2 separate regions of the Homo sapiens genome follow, and region 1 is linked to region 2. A link is an interaction called in ENCODE POLR2A ChIA-PET data of the cell type or tissue named here. Cell type or tissue: GM12878. All regions are shown on one strand. Each heading gives the region's core, and the rest is flanking DNA. Links, peaks and the distances in the headings are about the cores only.

Region 1 (9,924 bases), core at 3,179-7,178, 610 kb before region 2:
ATTCTAGTAGTAAGATGACTTTCTTTCAGGTTTCAGGGAAGGGGTTCCAGATAGCCTGAAGTTGCTTTGTAGATGCTGTGTTTATTGAAGTAGTTTATCTTCCCATTTGCTTATTTATGGGCTTATTTCCTCATAGGTGGATGTCTCTTTGTGCCCTCATTTGGTATTTGGTGCTGAAACTAAGCATGGTGCTACCATTCAAGAAGAGTTATAAAAATATTGTGTTTTTTTTTTCTTGCAAGTAATTTCATGAACAATATTTCACTGAAATTACTGAATTTTTCATCTCTCCCTGTCCCAGTGTCCTTGGGCTGCCACAGCAAAATACCATAGACTGGGTGGCTTAAACAACAGACATTTATTTCTCACAGTTTTGGAGGCTGGGAAGTCCAAGATGAAGGTGCCAGCAGATTTCATGTCTGGTGAGGGCCCACCTTCTGGCTTGTGGATAGCTGTCTTCTTGCTGTGTGTTCACATGGCCTTTCCTTTGTCTGTGCCCTGGGGGAGAGAGAGTCAGTGGTCTCTTCCTCTTCTTATAAGGGCACTCATTTATCATGTAGTTCCCACCCTCATGACCCAATCTGAAGCTAATTCTAGAGGTCCTACCTCCAAATACCATTACACTGGGGTTAGGGCTTCAACATACGAAATTTAGAGGGACACAGACATTAAGCCTGTAACACTACCAGAGTGGTAAATATTGTAGATGGAGAAACTGAGGAACAGTCATGTAAAACTTGTTGCTTTTTTCCCCATGTCTTACAAGGAAGTCTGCAGATGTAAAACTGGAAATGTATTTGAGAAGGAGAAAGTCAGATCTGATTTCAAAGTAGAATTATTCTTCAGGGTGACTCAAGAGATTAGCTTGAGTTGAGTTTGTCTCCCAACTCCCTCCCATTTTCTAGCTACTCTGTCATTTTTTTTTCACTATCACGCTGACATGTGAACACAACAGAAGCTAACTAGAAATTTAACTTTCATTTTGCTGTAAAGCAGACTGGTGCAGACAGGCCTCAAGTTTACAGGACTGCTGAGAAAGAAATTGAGTTATGCTACTTTGTATAAACAAGAATGTTGCTAGTGAATCTCTAGTTTAACATCTCTCAGGCCTTCAGTTTGATGTCAGGCTTTAATAATTTGTAGAAAAAGACAGTCATTTTAGTAAGCAGATTTCTTTGAATTTTTGTTGATATACATTTGTAAAGCATAGTAAACATCTTTATTCTGGGGCAAATGTGCACTTCCTTCAAAGGCAGGAGGGAAGAACCACAGACATGATTGGAAGGAAATGGCAGTAATTGGAGCATGAGCAGACAGATGGAGTGAGGGATGGTGAGTACATTTGGTGTTTTAGGTGGCCCCTAGGAGTATTGAGTTTCTTCTTATTCTCCTCTACAACCCCAATACAAGCAGGCAGCTTACATGGCTAAGGTTTCATTATCTAATCCATCACAGATCAGCTTGAATAAACCCATTGGCTGATGCTGATCTAGTTAGGAAAGTAGCAAAGCTGCTTGAGCCAGGATTGGGACAAATCGGATCAGAACTGCCATGTGAATCCTGGACGCATTTCTGTAATTTGGGTGGGCAAAGTAGTTTGGGAAGTCATTTACTCAAGAGAATGAGCAGTCAGCCATGAGTTTTTTCAAACATTGTCTTAGGGACTCTGAGGGGAAAGTGTGTGGAGGATTTGAGATATTTCTCTGGAGGATAGCCAGATTGCTTTGATTATTTGAGTCTGAACATTTTTTGGTCACTAATGCTCAGAAGTGACCTTTTTTTTTTTAGTAGCATTTGGAGATTCCAGTTGTGATCGTTTGTCACTTTTGTGAGTGATCCCTTAATCTGAGACCGTAGGATATATGTCCCTTCTCTGTTTTTATTTTATTTTTATTTTTTATTTTTATTATACTTCAAGTTCTAGGGTACGTGTGCACAACGTGCGGGTTTGTTATGTATGTATACATGTGCCATGTTGGTGTGGCTGCACCCATTAACTCGTCATTTACATCAGGTGTATTTCCTAATGTTATCCCTCCCCCCTCCCCCCACCCCAGGACAGGCCCCATTGTGTGATGTTCCCCACCCTGTGTCCAAGTGTTCTCATTGTTTAATTCTCACCTATGAGTGAGAACATGCAGTGTTTGGTTTTCTGTCCTTGTGATAGTTTGCTCAGAATGATGGTTTCCAGCTTCATCCATGTTCCTACAAAGGACGTGAACTCATCCTTTTTTAGGGCTGCATGGTATTCCATGGTGTATATGTGCCACATTTTCTTAATCCAATTTATCATTGATGGGCATTTGGGTTGGTTCCAAGTCTTTGCTATTGTGAATAGTGCTGCAGTAAACATACGTGTGCATGTGTCTTTATAGCAGCATGATTTATAATCCTTTGGATATATACCCAGTAATGGGATGGCTGCGTCAAATGGTATTTCTAATTCTAGATCCTTGAGGAATCGCCACACTGTCTTCCACAATGGTTGAACTAGTTTACAGTCCCACCAACAGTGTAAAAGTGTTCCTATTTCTCCACATCCTCTCCAGCACCTGTTGTTTCCTGACTTTTTAATGATCGCCATTCTAACTGTTGTGAGATGGTATCTCATTGTGGTTTTGATTTGCATTTCTCTGATGACCAGTGATGATGAGCATTTTTTCATGTGTCTGTTGGCTGCGTAAATTTCTTTTGAGAAGTGTCTGTTCATATCCTTTGCCCACTTTTTGGTGGGATTGTTTGATTTTTTCTTGTAAATTTGTTTGAGTTCATTGTAGATTCTGGATATTAGCCCTTTGTCAGATAGGTAGATTGTAAAAATTTTCTCCCATTCTGTAGGTTGCCTGTTCACTCTGATGGTGGTTTCTTTTGCTGTGCAGAAGCTCTTTAGTTTAATTAGATCCCATTTGTCAATTTTGGCTTTTGTTGCCATTGCTTTTGGTGTTTTAGTCATGAAGTCCTTGCCCATGCCTATGTCCTGAATGGTATTGCCTAGGTTTTCTTCTAGGGTTTTTATGCTTTTAGGTCTAACATTTAAATCTTTAATCCGTCTTGAATTAATTTTTGTATAAGGTGTAAGGAAGGGATCCAGTTTCAGCTTTCTGCATATGGCTAGCCAGTTTTCCCAGCACCGTTTATTAGATAGGGAATCCTTTCCCCATTTCTTGTTTTTTGTCAGGTTTGTCAAAGATCAGGTGGTTGTAGATGTGTGGTATTATTTCTGAGGGCTCTGTTCTGTTCCATTGGTCTATATCTCTGTCTTGGTACCAGTACCATGCTGTTTTGGTTACTATAGCCTTGTAGTATAATTTGAAGTCAGGTAGCGTGATGCCCCCAGCTTTGTTCTTTTGGCTTAGGATTGTCTTGGCAATGTGGGCTCTTTTTTGGTTCTATATGAACTTCAAAGTAGTTTTTTCCAATTCTGTGAAGAAAGTCATTGGTAGCTTGATGGGGATGGCATTGAATCTATAGTTTACCTTGGGCAGTATGGCCATTTTCATGATATTGATTCTTCCTATCCATGAGTCCCTTCTCTGTTTTTAAAGGGGAGATATTTTTATTACTAACCTTAATATGTAATCATATTTGTTATCCATATATACTTGAAATATGGTGTAGTAAATAAACACCATTTAGAGCTTCTCATTTTGGGATTTGAATCCTGGCTTCTCCATTTACCAAATGAATGAGCTATTCAACATCTCTGAGCTCCTGCTCACACATCTGTGAACTGGGAGAATTAATGTATACTCTTATAAACCACTGTAATGAGAACTGAGATTCTTTAAGGTGCCTATCAAGGAACCCAGCACTACATGTTTATTTCTTGCTTTCCTTATATCCTGCTATACAGCACTCACTAACTTCCTGCTTACTGTTTAATCTGCATGGAGTGGTTAATGTGCTTCTGATTGATTAAGTGCCAGAGTTGGGAACTACTAGAGATGAGCAGTGTGTTAAAGGGGAAACCTCATTTGCTCATTATCCAGGGTGGAGGAGTGGAATGAACTGGGTCATTGTGGTCTCTCTTGTCAGAGGAAGGGGAGACAATTCTTTGCTAAGGAGTGAAAGGACTGCTGCAGTATCACAGTGTCTGCAGGGGGGATGTGGATTTCTTAGAACCCGTGGGATCTCTGTTGGGAGGGTGGGTGACAGATTCACTGGCTGTTTTAGTGGTACATGGAAGGCAGGAACAGTAAAAATGTCGTGTTTCAAATTTTATAAGTTTTGTTACGTATGTTGGTTCAAAAGTGGCACTTTTTGTTCTCATTTTGTCTATGGAAATTGAGCTGGGATGCCTTTGTGTTGTCTCTTGTGGTCCCTTTTCAGTCTCTTCAAACCCGCTCTCCAGACTGCTAACACAGTGATCTATCTAAAAGAGCCAATCTGGCCAGGTGCGGTGGCTCATGCCTGTAATCCCAGCACTTTGGGAGGCTGAGGCGGGCAGATGACTTGAGGTCAGAAGTTCGAGACCAGCCTGGCCAACATGATGAAACCCTGTTTCTACTAAAAATACAAAAATTAGCTGGGCGTGGTGGCGCATGCCTGTAATCCCAGCTACTTGGGAGGCTGAGGCAGGAGAATTGTTTGAACCCAGGAGGTGGAGGTTGCAATGAGGAGAGATCGAGCCACTGCACTTCAGCCTGGATGACAGAGTGAGACTCTGTCTCAAAAATAAAACAAAAGAGTCAATTTGTTACTCCACGCTTAAAATCTTTTGAGAGCTTGTGTTTTTTCTCAGGATTGTCTGTTCTCTTGTTTGGCCTGACTTCTGCGTAACTTTCAAGCTCCGTCTCTTTCCACATTCCACCTCCAAGTCCATGTCCAGTGGCTTATAGTTTTCTTAGCATGTGGTGCCACCCAGCTAATGAATACCTCTGTGCTTTTGTTCCTTTCCCTTCTACCCAAAGTTCCTGCTTCATCTCTTCTACCCCCACATTTGTAAGGCTCAATCTTTAATAATGAGTTTGGATATTGATTCCTCCTGGATGCCTTTTGTGACTATTCCCATGTCTCCCACACTCCTGCTGTCTTCCAAGACATCATGTCTATAGCTCTGTTAAAGGACTTTTTAGATTAATACTTGATTGAATGTCTGCCCCACCACGCTTACCCAGACTGTGAGATCCTTAGGAATCTGTAGGATTAAGCACCATGCCTGGGCCCAAGTAGTCAAGAAACTGTCCATTTTTGTTAAATTGAACTTTGTCTTCCTGCTTCTCAGTTGGGGCCTGCAGATGGCTTTAATTGTTTATCCAGATTTTCCCTGGGGGGTCTGGCCCTTGGTCTGCTTTCTATCCCCTGTGAAGACTGCATGTTGTGTGATATGTGAATGTTAACCTGATCTTTTCATTGATATCAGGGTTAAAGGTGAGAGAGGGGTCTCTGAAAACAGAAGCTGGGGTAGAATTTAACTGCAGAATGTGTTGGGTAGGCATAGCAACCTGATATTTAGTTTCCTGTGTTCAGATATTAATTGAGTGCACGTGTGTATATGTAAAAAGCTCCTTTGTGATAGTGTGGTTAAGGAGAAAAGAGGAACCACACAAGTGAGAGAGGCAATTAGAGCCAACCTGTTCCAGTTCGCTGGAGCAGGCTGTTGATTTACCTTTTTACAGTGCTGCTGCAGGATTCTGGAGTGTAGCAGTTCGCATGTATTACCACCATTTGGGGTGAGAACTATTTGATCAGCTAGGGACCTTAACCTTTCTCTTCTCAACCAGTGAATTTCATCGGATACTATAGCTTTATTTTTTATTTTTTATTTTTTTTGAGACCGAGTTTTTGCTCTTCTTGCCCAGGCTGGAGTGCCATGGCATGATCTCGGCTCACTGCAACCTCCGCCTCCCGGGTTCAAACAATTCTCCTACCTCAGCCTCCCGAGTAGCTGGGATTTACAGGCACCCACCACCAAGCCTAGCTAATTTTTGTATTTTTAGTAGAGACAGGGTTTCACCATGTTGGCCAGGCTGGTCTCGAACTCCTGACATCATGATCCACCCGCCTCGGCTTGCAAAGTGCTGGGATTACAGGCATGAGCCACGTGCCCGGCACTGTAACATGTTTTTATGGATCTGGGGAAAATACCAAGCGGAGACACTTCACAATACATGGTATTTTTCACATCACTCATATTGGATATGTTTGAAAATAAGGAAGTCTGATAGTGTTCCTTTAAATCTCAGCCTTGGCGATAGATTCATAGAAGTATTTTATAAGAATTCTCTCTGGCTGTTGTTCTCCCCTCCGACTTCACTTTCAGCTTCTGGTTTGGGGTCCTGTATAATCCTTGCCTGTTCCAGCCAGTTTAGTAGGGACCTCTTTAGCTGCAAATGATTGTACTTCATAGTGCCTCTGGCCTTTTCTATTCTAAATGAATAAAGAGAATTCTGAGAAGGGAATGAGAGAGAGCAGCCTGTAATATATCACTTCCTTCTGACATGTCCTGCACTTACGTGGCATCTAGAAATTTCTGCCAAAAATTCAAGGCACAGGACACATGATAAATACCACTTATGAAGTAGATGACATTCTTGAATTGTCAAATGATGGTGATGGAATAACTGCTTAAAAACCTGTTTTCCCAAGGGTGGAAAACAGCCTTTGAGGTTTAGACTTCCACATGGGTGTGTTCAGCCATAAGACGTGGGTTTTCTTAGGGACTTAGGTCCCCAGGTAACACCTTGGTGTGTGGGATTTTTCCCATGTATAGGCTGGTTCCTTGGTTTCTCCGTTGTTGAAGAAGAGAGATTTTGCACTGGGTATTGGATATTTTATTCCAGGCATGTGGTTTTTGAGGAGGCATATTGTTGATGTATTTTTTTTTTCTGGCTGCATTGATTTTTGTCAGATTCTAACTGGAAATACCACAAGCAAAGCATGATTTATCATGAGGGATGGGTGGTGTGGCCGTGGGACTCTCCTAGCTCTGGGGATTGGGGTGGAGGCAGAAGCTATGTGAGTAAAACTAGAGGAACTACAGACAGGGCCTGGGGAGACTGGGGGTGTCTGAATGTGGCCTGCAGCAGTTGCTTGAGTTGGAATACTTTTGGGCAGAGGCTCATAGAAATTTCTTTCAATTGCTTTTTTTTTTCTTTTAAGAAGCTTTTTCCCATACAAATTGGAATTGTTTGAAGGAGTGGGCCTTAATTGTTGCCAGCCAGAGTGATTTTCAAAGCAGATCTATATGGATTTCACTTAGGGGTTACTTTCAGGGGGTATGTGGCTTGTTCTGAGACAGGAGGACGTTGGTTCCATTTTCCTGGAAGTTGTTGGGACTCCTGGATGGCCCTGCTCTATTTGTCTTGGGCCATTAGGCAAGTGGAAAAGCAGCTACATAGTTAGCCCTGTTGCATGGAGTTTAGTTTCATAATTCATCCTCTCAGGGATTTTTATACAGTCACACTTACAGCCTAAAGTTTGTTTTCTCCCTTTTTCTTTCTTTTCCTTCTTCAGTTCAGTGGTCCACAAAAATTCTTGGGAGGGTAAGTAATAATTTCGGGTAAAAGGCAGGAATTGTAGATCTTTTTTTAGCCCCCTGCCCCGATTAAATTTCTCCATATTCAGCTTCTCCTTCATCTGCAAAAGCATCTGCAAATGAGGTCGCTATCCCCTAATCAGACTGGCTTGTCCCCTAATTAGTCTGAATATGTGGCTTTGACAGCTTTCACCTGCTGTTTCTTAGTTTCTAGGGGATAAGATAGGATTGTGTGATTTCAAAGTGAAAACTGGCAAAATTGAAAGATGTTTTGTGGTGGCTCCCAACATCCACAAAGCTTAACTCATTGGTTTGCTTCTCATATACAAGCTTCCAGGAACATGGTTACTGTTAGTGGCTGGCACAGTGGGTTTGAAGACTTTGTTGGAACTTCAGGAAGTTTCCCCTTTGGCAAAGCTTACAGGGAGTTGGTAGTACTTGTCCTGAAAGTCTGACCCTGGTCTTATGCTATGCACACCTTGTTTAAAAGAATGCAGAGTACTGCTATTCAGCTATTGCTTAAGCAGTCCGTTTCATATATGTCTGCATTAGTTACATACTTACATAAGATTTTACTATGTTTTGTGTTATATTTGAACTAGAAGTCATAGTTTCATACATGACTCTTATTAAGCTGATAATAAATTGGCAAATTTTGATATCATCCAAGACTTTGAGGTAATGCTGGTCATACTCAAAAGGTCTGTATTTGGGTTTAGAAACTAATTTTTCTGTTAGCTAGCGCCTCTCCATTCCCAGGTGCTGTTCATTACTCATTATAGACATCTTCTGTCCCTCTGCTTTGTTAAAAGTCTTTAGCTGCTTGTCATGATACTGAATAGATCTTTTTGCAGCAGCATTTTAGCTCTGAGCTGGCTGTGTTTTACAGTGTTGGAGATCAGTTGGTTAACTTTGGCATTTCCTACCTTCATACGTAAGCATTAAAGTGTGTTAAGTGCATGTAGTAGCCCTTCAGAGAGGCGCTTATCAGGGACTTCTAGTGATTTTTGTCAGCTGTATAAAAATGCTATGATTAATAGATAACCTGTATCTGTGTGTGCATGCGCAATTTTCTTTTATGCTTACTCTGCGTTTCTTTCTCTAGGAGTGGTGTGAAATAAGTGTTACTCTGTAGGCTTTGCTTTTTTTCAATAATGAGAAGCTTATTTTAAGAATCCCTTATTTGACTTTCTTGAGTTTGGTGTAGGTATCATTTACCCCTTTTGGATTTTAGCTTTACTATGGGTTATTTTTTGCAGTGTTAGAAGCAAGTAGTAAATACTTTGGTATCCCCGAGCTTAAAGAAACCTAAAAATTTTGACTCATTCAGCATTCTGTTTTAAGTTAGGAAATTATTTAATTCTAGTATCCCAAGCTGTATTGTATTGATTGCTCTTTAAGAAATGATAACAGGTGGCCGGGCGCGGTGGCTCACGCTTGTAATCCCAGCACTTTGGGAGGCTGAGGCGGGCGGATCACGAGGTCAGGAGATCGAGACCACGGTGAAACCCCGTCTCTACTAAAAATACAAAAAATTAGCTGGGCGTGGTGGCGGGTGCCTGTAGTCCCAGCTACTCGGAGAGGCTGAGGCAGGAGAATGGCGTGAACCCAGGAGGCGGAGCTTGCAGTGAGCCGCGATTGCGCCACTGCACTCCAGCCTGGGCGACAGAGTGAGACTCTGTCTCAATAAAAAAAAAAAAAAGAAATGATAATAGGTATCATCCTGCCCATGCCCCAGCCCCCCACCAAAAAAAGTTAAATAACTTTGGACATTAGAATTAAACACATTAAAAAAAAAACCTATCACACTACACTTTTCATAAGCAGACGTTGTGATGCTGAACTATTGTGTAGCGTTTTCCAAACCAGGATTTACGCCCAGATTCCCTACCGGTAAGTTAATTCCTAACTCTAAATTCATAAATACATATGTAATGAAATGTCTCCTTTTCATTTCTGCTTCCTATGTGTCCCTATCCCCTTTACCAAACAAGTAACCACTGTTACTAATTTGTCTGTTATCCCCCCTCCTTTCTTTTTGACACAAATATTAGCATACTCTCTGTATTTTTTGCTCCTTGCTTTTCTCCATTTCCTATATCAGAGGCTACTTTTTCAAATGTAAAAAGGTCTATTAAAGTTTTCATTAGTGGTCTCTCTCTCTCTCTCTCTCTCTGTGTGTGTGTGTGTGTGTGTGTTTGTGTGATGCTTAGTGAAGGTTTTACCACTCTGAGATTATAAAAAAATAGAATGGCCTTGCAGACAGACAAACCTTAGGTGGTGTACCAGCATTTCCACTTCACAGCTGTGGGATCTTGGTTAAGTGACTTAACTTATCTAAGCCTCAGCTTTCTTTGTAAAATGTGTTATAGGATTAGTGTAAGAATTAAAAAGCGATACTGTATGTAATGTGCTTAGTTCAGGGCCTGACACGTAGTAGGTATTCT
Region 2 (9,924 bases), core at 2,853-6,852:
AGTGCTTTATACCATCAGGCATCACAGCTCCAGAAAAGACCATCACCGTCACTCCATGAGCCTCCAACTCCCCTCTTCCCATACCCACTTCGTAAGTTTTCAGGATTCATGAACTGCTTGGAAAATCATACATCCTGATTACGTAATCTGCATGAAGGAATTGTGCTAAACACCACATGCATTTTCAAGCAGCCCTCTGAGAGATTAAGGACTGTCCTTATCCCCATTTTACTGATGAGGAAACTGAAGCTTGACAAAGTCACATAACTTGCCCAGGGAGCAAGAGCCTGACCCCTACATACTCTGTTGCCACTAATGAAGTTAACAGAAGCTACAGATCCGCTCTCCTCAGAACATCTGCATGCAATTTCAGGATATGCAAGCCCAGGTTAGAACCCTAATCAAAGATCTCAAAACCTTCCACCCAGGTTACTATGAGGGGCCCAAGCTCAGTACCCTCTCCCCCTCAGTAGAATCTTTTTTGTTTTCCTTTTTGAGACAGGGTCTCGCTCTGTCACCCAGGCTAGAGTGGAGTGGTGTAATCACAGCTCACTGCAACCTCAACCTTCTGGGGTCAAGTGATTCTCCCACCTCAGCCTCCCAAGTAGCTGGGATTATAGGTGTCTGCCCCAACACCCAGCTAATAAATTTTTTTTTTTTAGATACAGGGTCTCAGTATGTTGCCCAGGCTGGTCTTGAACTCCTGGCCTCAAGCAATCCTCCTGTCTCAGCCGCTCCAAGTGCTGGGATTACAGGCATGAGCCACCGTGGCTGTTCAGCAGGATCTTAACAGAAAGCCTGGGGTACGCTGGGCGCAGTAGCTCACGCCTGTAATCCACGCACTCTGGGAGGCCAAGGCGGGCGGATCATGAGGTCAGGAGATCGAGACCATCCTGGCTAACAAGGTGAAACCTCATCTCTACTAAAAAATACAAAAAATTAGCTGGGCATGGTGGAGGGCGCCTGTAGTCCCAGCTACTCGGGAGGCTGAGGCCGGAGAATGGCATTAACCCAGGAGGTGGAGCTTGCAGTGAGCCGAGATCGCGCCACTGCACTCCAGCCTGGGCTACAGAGCCAGACTCCGTCTCAAAAAAAAAAAGAAAGCCTGGGGTAGGAGGTGGGGTGTCAGGCTGGGAAGAGGCTTTGCCAGCTATTGGTTATCTAGCTGTGCATCCTGGGCCTCTTATCCTAAGAAGAACACAGACTTTGGAAAGCAATGCACATAGGCTGAAAGCCCGGCTCTCCTCCACACAGGAAGTCATTTAATCTCTCCAAGTTACATTTCCTCATCTGCAAAATGGGGCTGACATGCCCCTGCAGATTATGGAAAGACGAGATGAGAGGAACTTATGGAAGCATTAGGCACAGAGCAGGTGCTCTGCAACTGGCCACCTTCTCCACCCTACTCACCCTGCTCCAGATGACCCACTCCCAACACTCGGGTTAGGGCCACAGCTGGGACATCCACCGTCGTAGATGCCCACCTCCCAGCCCGTCTGCCTCACCTGTCGCAGTAGAGCTGCATGTGTCTGGGCATCTCCCCGTGGGGGACTGCATCAGGCAGCTCCTGCAGCTTCAGGGTCTGGAAGTCCACGCATTTGCATTTGTCGGGCATGATGAAGTACGGGTCCAATGGGCATTTGGGGCGCCCAGCCTGATCTCTGTACAAGGTAAGGGAAAAGAGTCACCAAAGCTACCTGGAGAATCCAAAGGCAGGGCTCATTCATCCCAGGAGCCAGCAAGGAGACGTTGCCAGCGGCAATTTATGGGGGTCTCCAGAATAAGCTGGAGATAAGCCAGGCAGGCAACGCTGCCTGGAGGTAAGAAAGGAAGGCAACACTGACGGACCTAGCACTGGATTAAGAGTCAAGGGAACTGCTTGAGGCTGGGTCCTTCCATTAACTTGCTGAGAGGAGGCAGACAGGTCACACTCGGTCTTCTTGCAGGATCATGGTGTCCTCATGGGTGAAGAGCTAGTTCATCAATTCTCTTACTAAAGCCCCACTCAAATCCCAAGATCTTTTCCAGTGGGATTCTAGGCAGTTCTAGACCATTCTGAGGGTCTAAGCCTCTACGTATCCCTAGGTAATTATGTCATTATTCAATAGATATTATAGCAACATAAAGAAGTAAACATCATAGCAAAACCTACTATGTGTCTGACACTATTCCAGGTGCAGGGGGCACAGCACTGAACAAAAAGGTCCCTGCTCTTGTGGAGCCTAAGTTCCTATCAAGGGAGGCTGAAAAGACATACAAGCAAACAATCATATTAAAGAGTGACAGCTACATGCTGTGAAGAAAAGTAAAAAAGTAGGCAGGTGTGGGAGAGACGAGGTACGTGCACACCAAACTGAAGATGAAGGGTTGGGCAAGATGCCCCTGGTAAGGGGACATGTGAAGAGAAGCCTGAAGAAGTGAGGACACAGACTATGGTAGCTTGAGGAACAGCACTCCCAGTAGAGGAAACAGCAAGGTCAAAGGCAGTGAGACTGGGGGTAGTCAGTGTATTCCAGAAACAGGAAGGAGGCAGTGAGGCCGGGCCTGGAGAGAGGAGGGGCAGCGAGGCCTGGGGAAGCCAGGAGCAGATCGTGGTGGGCTGTGCAGGACTTGACTAAGAAGTAAATGACTGGACCACCTGAGTGTCAAGGGACACCTGGCTGCTGGGTGGAAAACAGACTGAGGGGGTGGAGGGTGGACGCGGGGGATCAGGGAGGAGGTAGCGTGCCTCTCCAAGTGAGAGATGTCAACAGCATGGAATGAGGCAGCTGTGCCACAGGTGGATGGGAAGCTGAGGAGGCACCAGCGAAGGAGCCAAGAAAGAGCAGCCAGTGAAGAGGGTGGGGTTCCTTCAGACTGGGGGCAGCAAACATTTTCTAGAAAGGGCCGGAGGATGTGCATTCCAGGTTCTGCCAGCCAAGAGGCCACATACCCTGCCTTTGTAGTGCGAAACCAGCTGTGGGCAATACTTAAATGAACGAACGTGTTCCTGGGCCATAGGGTCAGCAGGCTAGATCTGGCCTAGTGAGCAAACCATAGTTTGCTTCAGAAGATTCCAAGTAGACTCATTACCCTGGACTGCTTTTCCCTCCCAACCCTGGGTTCCCTACAACGCTGTCTGGGTATCCTGGTGAGACAGAAGTCACCAATGTAGAGGGACCCTGTTCATGGTGTCTCAGAGCCACAGGGCATCAGATCTGTGCCAATCCTAAGGGCACACCCCTGCCCAGCCCATCCCAGTGGATCTCTAGAAGCAGCTGCAGGCAGTGCTTGCTACTTGTTCTCATCCTTTCTGATCTTCACTCAGGTCACCTCCCACAGTCCCTCTGGGCCACAGACTCACGTGTTGCACTTCCTGGGCAGGGCATAGCCCTCGAGGCCAGGGCGCATGGCAATGTTGGTGAGGGTGTTGCGGCAGCTGCGGCACTGGATAGAGATGCGGGTGGCCTTGGCACGGACCGCAGAGGCCGCGATGATGATGCCAGGGATCTTCACCAGGTGTGACATCATGTCCGACTGTAATAGAGCCATCGGGAAGCTTGTTGGTTAAGGGGAGCCAGGACGCATCTGAGATATGCCAGTAAATATCCTGGGCAGGAGCCTGGAGGAGGTGGGCACAGAGCTGCAGGGAGGGCCACAGCTCTTCTGTTCCGCTCAAAAAATGCTTCCAGAGCATCCACCCAGTGCCAGGCTATCTGGACCCTGGGGTTCAGAGGAGCCTCAGGCACAGCTCCTGCTTTTAAAGACCTCGCAGCACAATTGGGGGGGGAGGTGGCAGGGCAAGAGATACACTAAGCACATTTCACTACAAAGTGGCAGGTGCCAGGAGAGAGACCTGACCCCAGCTCTGATGGCGACATCCTTGGACCTGTAGAGTACAACACAGAACAAACCTGGGAGGCAGGGGCCCACATTCTAGTTCAAGTTCTGTCAAAACCTGCTGTGTGGTCTTCTGTCTGGGTCACTTCTCTTTGAGCCTCAGTTTCCCCATCTTAATGACTATTCCCACACCGGACAATAAGGCAGTAATATTTTTTCTTTTTTCTTTTTTTTTTTTTGAGACAGAGTCTTGCTGTGTCGCCAAGGCTGGAGTGCAATGGCAGGATCTCGGCTTACTGCAACCTCCGCCTCCCGGGTTCAAGCGATTCTCCTGCCTCAGCCTCCCAAGTAGCTGGGATTACAGGTAACTGCCACCATGTCCAGCTAACTTTTTGTATTTTTAGTAGAGACGGGGTTTCACTATGTTGGCCAGGCTGGTCTCGAACTCTTGACCTCAGGCAATTCACTGGCCTCGGCCTCCCAAAATGCTGGGATTACAGGCATGAGCCACCGCGCCCGGCCGTAATGTTAATTTTTAAGTGTGATGTTATTGTAGCTATGCCTTTAAAAATGACTCTTCAAAGGCTGGGTGCAGTGGATCACGCCTGTAATACCGACACTTTGGAAGGCCGAGGCGGACGGATCACTTGAGATCGGGAGTTCGAGACCAGCCTGGCCAACATGGTGAATCCCCGTCTCTACTAAAAATACAAAAATTAGCCAGGTGTGATGGCATATGCCTGTAATCCCAGCTACTCGGGAGGCTGAGGCCGGAGAATTGCTTGAACCGGGGAAGCAGGGGTTACAGTGAGCTGAGATCATGCCACTGCACTCCATCCTGGGCGACAGAGTCAAACTCCGTCTCAAAAAAAAAGAGATTCATCTTTTAGAGATACATGGAGAAATAGTTCCAGATCAAATTATATGATGTATGGGACTTGTTTCAAAAGAACTCCAGGGCCACAGATGAAACAAGATTTGGCATCTATGGATCACCTGAGGTCAGGAGTTCGAGACCAGCCTGGCCAACATGGTGAAACCCCATCTCTACTAAAAATTAGCCGGGCGTGGTGGTGTGTGCCTGTAATTCCAACCACTTGGGGGGCTGAGGCAGGAGAATCACTTGAACCCATGAGGCGGAAGTTGCAGTGAGCTGAGATCGTGCCACTGCACTCCAGCCTGGGCAACAAGAGCAAAAACTCCATCTCAAAAAAAAAAAAAAAAAAAAATTGGCCTCTAGTTGCTAATTATTAAGCTGGGTGATGAGTACAAGAGGATTCGTTATACGATTCTCTTTATATTCTAATGTTTGAATTATCCATAATAAAAAGTAAAACATAAATTCTCAGCCGATCCACTCCTTCCTATGGCCAGCCCTTGCCCTTCACAAAGCTCCTGAGCCACTAGTGTACAGGACTGGGACAATCTCTCTCCACCTTGTCTCCGTTTCTCAATGCCCTCCTCCGGCTGAACGAGAGAACCAGACATGAGCAGAAGTTTTGCTGGGGCTCTCAAAGAAAGCAGGAAGAGGCTGTGGGAAGCAGAAGCGAGGCTGGGGAGGCGGAATTCAAGACTCCATGCCTGCATCATTACAATAAAGTGACCATCACCACCTCAACCTAGCACCTGGTCAGTCTCAGCATAGTGGATGGAGGGATGCAATGAGGGATCCAATACCACCCATAAGCGTTCTTGCCCGGTATGTGAAATCGAAACACAGTCAGGCCTTTGCATCTAACTTCCAGCTTCCAAAAATCACGGGGGGGAAGGGGTATGTTGTAACCACCCCAAGGAGGCCTTCAGATAAATCTAAAAGGCAGCACATTCTACAGGATAATGGCTCCTGCTTCTTTAGCAAATCAATAATGTATCTGTGAAAGAACTTACACCCAGAGTAAAGGAAGCTGTCCTGGATTAAAAGAGATTTAAACAACAATCCAGTACAATGCCTGGTCCTGGCTGAGACACACGAGCTGTAAGAGTCATGTGAGGTAATTTGGTCAATCTGAATCTAGACTGTATATTCAATGATACTAAGAGATCTTTGATGTTTCAGTTGAGGTGCTAATGAGACTATGTAAGAAAACTTTTTTTTTTCGGGATAAAGTGTCATGTCTGTAATTTATTTTTTATTTTTAGAGACAGGGTCTTGCTCTGTCACCCAGGCTAAAGTGCTGAGAGGCACAATCAGAGCTCACTGTAACCTCAAATTCCTAGGCCCCTTGATCCTCCCACTTCAGCCTTCCAAGTAGCCTGGACTATAGGCATATGCCAGCATACCTAGCTTTGTTTTTTTTGTTTTTTTTTTGTTTTGTTTTTTGGAGAGCCAGGGTCTCAAACTCCCGGTATCAAGCAATCTTCCTCCCTCGGCCTCCCAAAGTGCTAAGATTAGAGGCATGAGCCACTGTGCATGAATTTACTTTAAAATTCTTTAGCAAAAAAGAAAAAGGACAAAATAGGAAACAACACAAAATGTTAATTATTAAATCTGGGTGAAGCTTTATGGGATTCATTATACTACTCTCTGCTTTTGGGTGTGTAATTTTTCATAACAAAAAGCAAAAAACAACAAACGATCCTTTTGTCTCCAGGAGGAGACAGGTTCAGAAAGGTCAAGTGCCTCACTCAAGGCCACACAGCTAGCACTCAGGTCTGGCTGCATCCAAAGCCCTCTGCACCATGCAGCAGCCACTGCCCTCCGACCCACCTTCAGGCTACGAATGCTGGAAGGGCTGGCGTCCGACTTGAGCATGACCTGGATGTCCTGGAGCACCTCCTCCCCAGAAGGCCGGGGCCGGGTCACCTCATCAGCTACCTCCTTGGCAGCTTCCTCCAGCTGGAGAAAGGGAAGGGCACAGGCTATTAGTAACTGGGGCAGAGCAGCCCTGGGAAGCTCAGGGATGGGGTCCCACTCACCAGCTGCAGGTGCTCGGCTGGCTGCTTGTACAAGTAGTCGGCCAGGTCCTCATCAAAGCTGGCCAGATCCTCCATCTCCACCTCAATCCAGTACTCCCCCAGGTTGTAATGCCGCTTGAGTTCATCCCTGGAGTGGGCACATAGCAGGGTGGGGCAGGAAGGGTGCAAAGAAGAGGAAACCAACACTGGCTGAGGTGTGCCTGCACCCCTGAATCTGCCCACACCACAGCCACCATGACCTCACCATTCCTCTTCCCAAACACACATCTAATTCCAGATCATTCCATTATTTAACCCTGCAGAGGCTACTCACTGCTGGCACAGGCATGCCCTAAAGAAAGCTCCATGGAAGGGGTCCACAAGACAGTCAAAGGATGTTTCAACACCCAGGCCAGCGTGCACAAAACAACAAACCAGTTCTGTCACTGAAGGACTCCGCAGAGCCTTTAACTTCTCTTGGAAAAGAACAATGCACACAGCTCAAACTTGGGGCCCAGTGAGGTGGCTCATGCCTGTAATCCCAACACTTTAGGAAGCTGAGGAGGGTGGATTACTTGAGGCCAGGAGTTCAACACCAGCCTGGGCCACATGGCAACACCCAGTCTCTACTAAAAATACGAAGATTAGCCGGGCATGGTAGCATACGCCTGTAGTCCCAGCTACTGAGGCATGAGAATGCCTGAACCCCAGAGGTGGAGGCTGCAGTGACCAGAGATCTCGCCAGGGCACTCCAGCCTGGGCGACAGACTGAGACTCTGTCTCAAAAAAAAAAACCAAAAAGGTACCAGCCTCACCAACATGGAGAAACCCCATCTCTACTAAAAATACAAAAAAAAAAACCTAGCCGGGTGTGGTGGCGGATGCCTGTAATCCTAGCTACTTGGGGGACTGAGGCAGGAGAATCACTTGAACCCGGCAGGCAGCAGTTGCAGTGAGCCAAGATCACGCCACTGTACTCAAACCTGGGTGACAGAGCGAGACTCCATCTCAAAAAAAAAAAAACAAAAAACAAAACAACAAAAAAACTGGAGGCACCAAGGCAGCAGAAAACACATCTGCCTTATCAACCTCTAGTCAGACTGTTTTTTTTTAAATAGAGCCTGGGTTTCACTATGTTGCCCAGCCAGGTCTTGAACTCCTGGGGTCAAATGATCCATTGGCATCAGCCTCCCAAAGCGTCGGAATTACAAGCATGAGCCACTGCGTCCAGCCCAGATGCTTAGCAGAGCATCCCATGTGACTGCTGTGGCAAGAACATATTTGGGGACCACTGACCAACGCACAGGCTGTTCCCCAGCCTCGCAGTATCACAGGCCTGAGCCCCGTCTCCCTTATGTCCAGGAGCCAGTAAAATGGCCAGACTGCTACTGAAAGCCACTTGCTGTGAGGACACCCCACACCTCTACACAAGCAATTGCTCCTACCTAGACAGAAAGCTTTCTACACCTGCAACTCTGACCTTAGCTCAAAGGTCCCCTCAAACTTCAGCCCCCCGGAAAACTTCCCTAAGTCCTTTCACCTTCCTCTGTGGAGGAAATGACCACCGTGGAAGTTATCTGTTGGTCTTCACGACTCACTCCTCTGACTTAGGAGCTTCTCTAGGACAAGAAGCACGTCTTTTCATCTTTGTAGCGCAGTGCCTGGCACACAGGTGGGCAATATCAGCTGCTGCATGAGTAAGTGAAAGCAGGAATGGCTTTACCCATTTCTGGCCTGGTGAGGCCCAGAGACACTGACACCTGGAAGTCACTCAGCTAATAATGGGCCAGTGCTGAACCTGCAACCTCATGTTCTCTGCATTTTAACATTTCAGGGATAGAGGCCGGGCCTATGAGAATTCTCATGATGTCACAGGTCGTACAATCACCTAGAAGCAGGAGCCAGGTCCAGCTTCAGTGCTGCAGCCCAGCACCCAGAACAGTATCTGGCAGGCAGCAGGTGCTCAATCAATGAAGGTGCAAGACTGGTATAAATAAATGAATGAGCGAAGTGAAGTGAATCCTAACTGCCATCTTCACCTTTTACACCTACAGGGAACTTGAGTTTGTAAGGTCTCAGACATGACATGGAAGGATGATAGGAAGCAGATGAACAGGAACAAGATCTGGATAAAGAACTAAACGGTCCAAGTGGCGCTAGCTGGTTGCTGGTGGCCCACTCAACAGGTGACTCACCCAGAAGTTAACTCCAGGTACAGATAAAATACACAAAGCAGGCCGGGCACGGTGGCTCACGCCTGTAATCCCAGCACTTTGGGAGACTGAGGCGGGTGGATCACTTGAGGTCAGGAGTTCGAGAGCAGCCTGGCGAACATGGCGAAACCCCATCTCTACTAAAATTACAAAAAATTATCCGGGCGTGGTGATGGCGGGGGTAGTCCCACCTACTCGGGAGGCTGAGGCACAAGAATCGCTTGAACCCGGGAAGCGGAGGTTGCAGTGAGCCGAGATCGTGCCACTGCACTCCAGCCTGGCGACAGAGCGAGACTCCGTCTCAAAATAATAAACAAATACGTTAATAATAAAATAAAATAAAATAAAGTAAAACAAAATACACAAAGCCTTATACCAAGGCGTGAGGCTGCCGGGATGAGCCCTGTGACCCAGGACCGGCTCTTTCCCCCGTCTGGGCCCATCTGTGCCCTGACTGTCCAGGACTCTAGCAGGCTGGTAGAGGCGTGTGAGCGGCCACACTGGAACTCGAGCCCCCGGCCCCGCAGGAGCCGCACCTGTATTTGAAGGTGAAGCCCGTGCGGTCGGTGCCCACTCGGTACTGCCGCAGGAACTCCTTGAAGCGCCTCTGCAGCTGCGATTTGCGGGCCTGCCCCTCGTCGGCCTGGGCGTCGCCCCCGAAGCTGTCGCTGTAGAAAATGCCAGGATCGTCGAATCCCGACATGACTGCGCCTGGGGTGGGAACAAACGGCCAGAACAGGCTGGGGGCAGCGCCTGGCACCTCCTCCCCTCCGACGCCTGGGTCCCTGCCCTGAGTCCGGAGCAGGGGGACCCCCGGCCGCGCTCCCGGACTCCAACCCCAGTTCCCGAGAAACTCCTGTCCCACTCCAACTACACCCGGAAATCCAGATGCCTGCTGGCTCCCAGTCCCAGTCCCACTCCCACTAGCCTCACCTCTGGTTTTCCGCACTTCACAAACCAGGGGAGACAAGAACCTCCACGCTCAGCCGCCGAGTTT

What was found. ChIA-PET counts read pairs that join two places held together with the same protein. Peaks named below come from ENCODE experiments on the same cell type or tissue, not always from the same donor. Only the 100,000 strongest peaks of a DNase experiment are listed, where the experiment ranks them.
Region 1: POLR2A ChIA-PET joins it to region 2 with 5 read pairs; 3 of 35 experiments call an interaction of 5 or more read pairs at or near these places.

The regions. Positions count from the first base shown.
Region 1 is chr22:36,013,378-36,023,301 of GRCh38, reverse strand. All of the region lies in intron 1 of RBFOX2 (RNA binding fox-1 homolog 2), which reads left to right. Among named protein-coding and RNA genes, the nearest start is that of RBFOX2, 10 kb to the left of the region's middle. In GM12878, for the core only: no CTCF peak of the experiment used is centred there; a DNase peak (open chromatin) is centred at 5,561.
Region 2 is chr22:35,400,145-35,410,068 of GRCh38, reverse strand. It overlaps MCM5 (minichromosome maintenance complex component 5), which reads right to left. Exons shown (of 17, transcript NM_006739.4): 1 at 9,861-9,924; 2 at 9,464-9,638; 3 at 6,736-6,862; 4 at 6,527-6,655; 5 at 3,344-3,516; 6 at 1,506-1,661. The coding sequence starts at 9,630. Among named protein-coding and RNA genes, the nearest start is that of MCM5, 5.0 kb to the right of the region's middle. RefSeq lists an enhancer at 1-10. In GM12878, for the core only: no CTCF peak of the experiment used is centred there; no DNase peak of the experiment used is centred there; H3K4me3 peaks cover 451 bases; H3K27ac peaks cover 166 bases.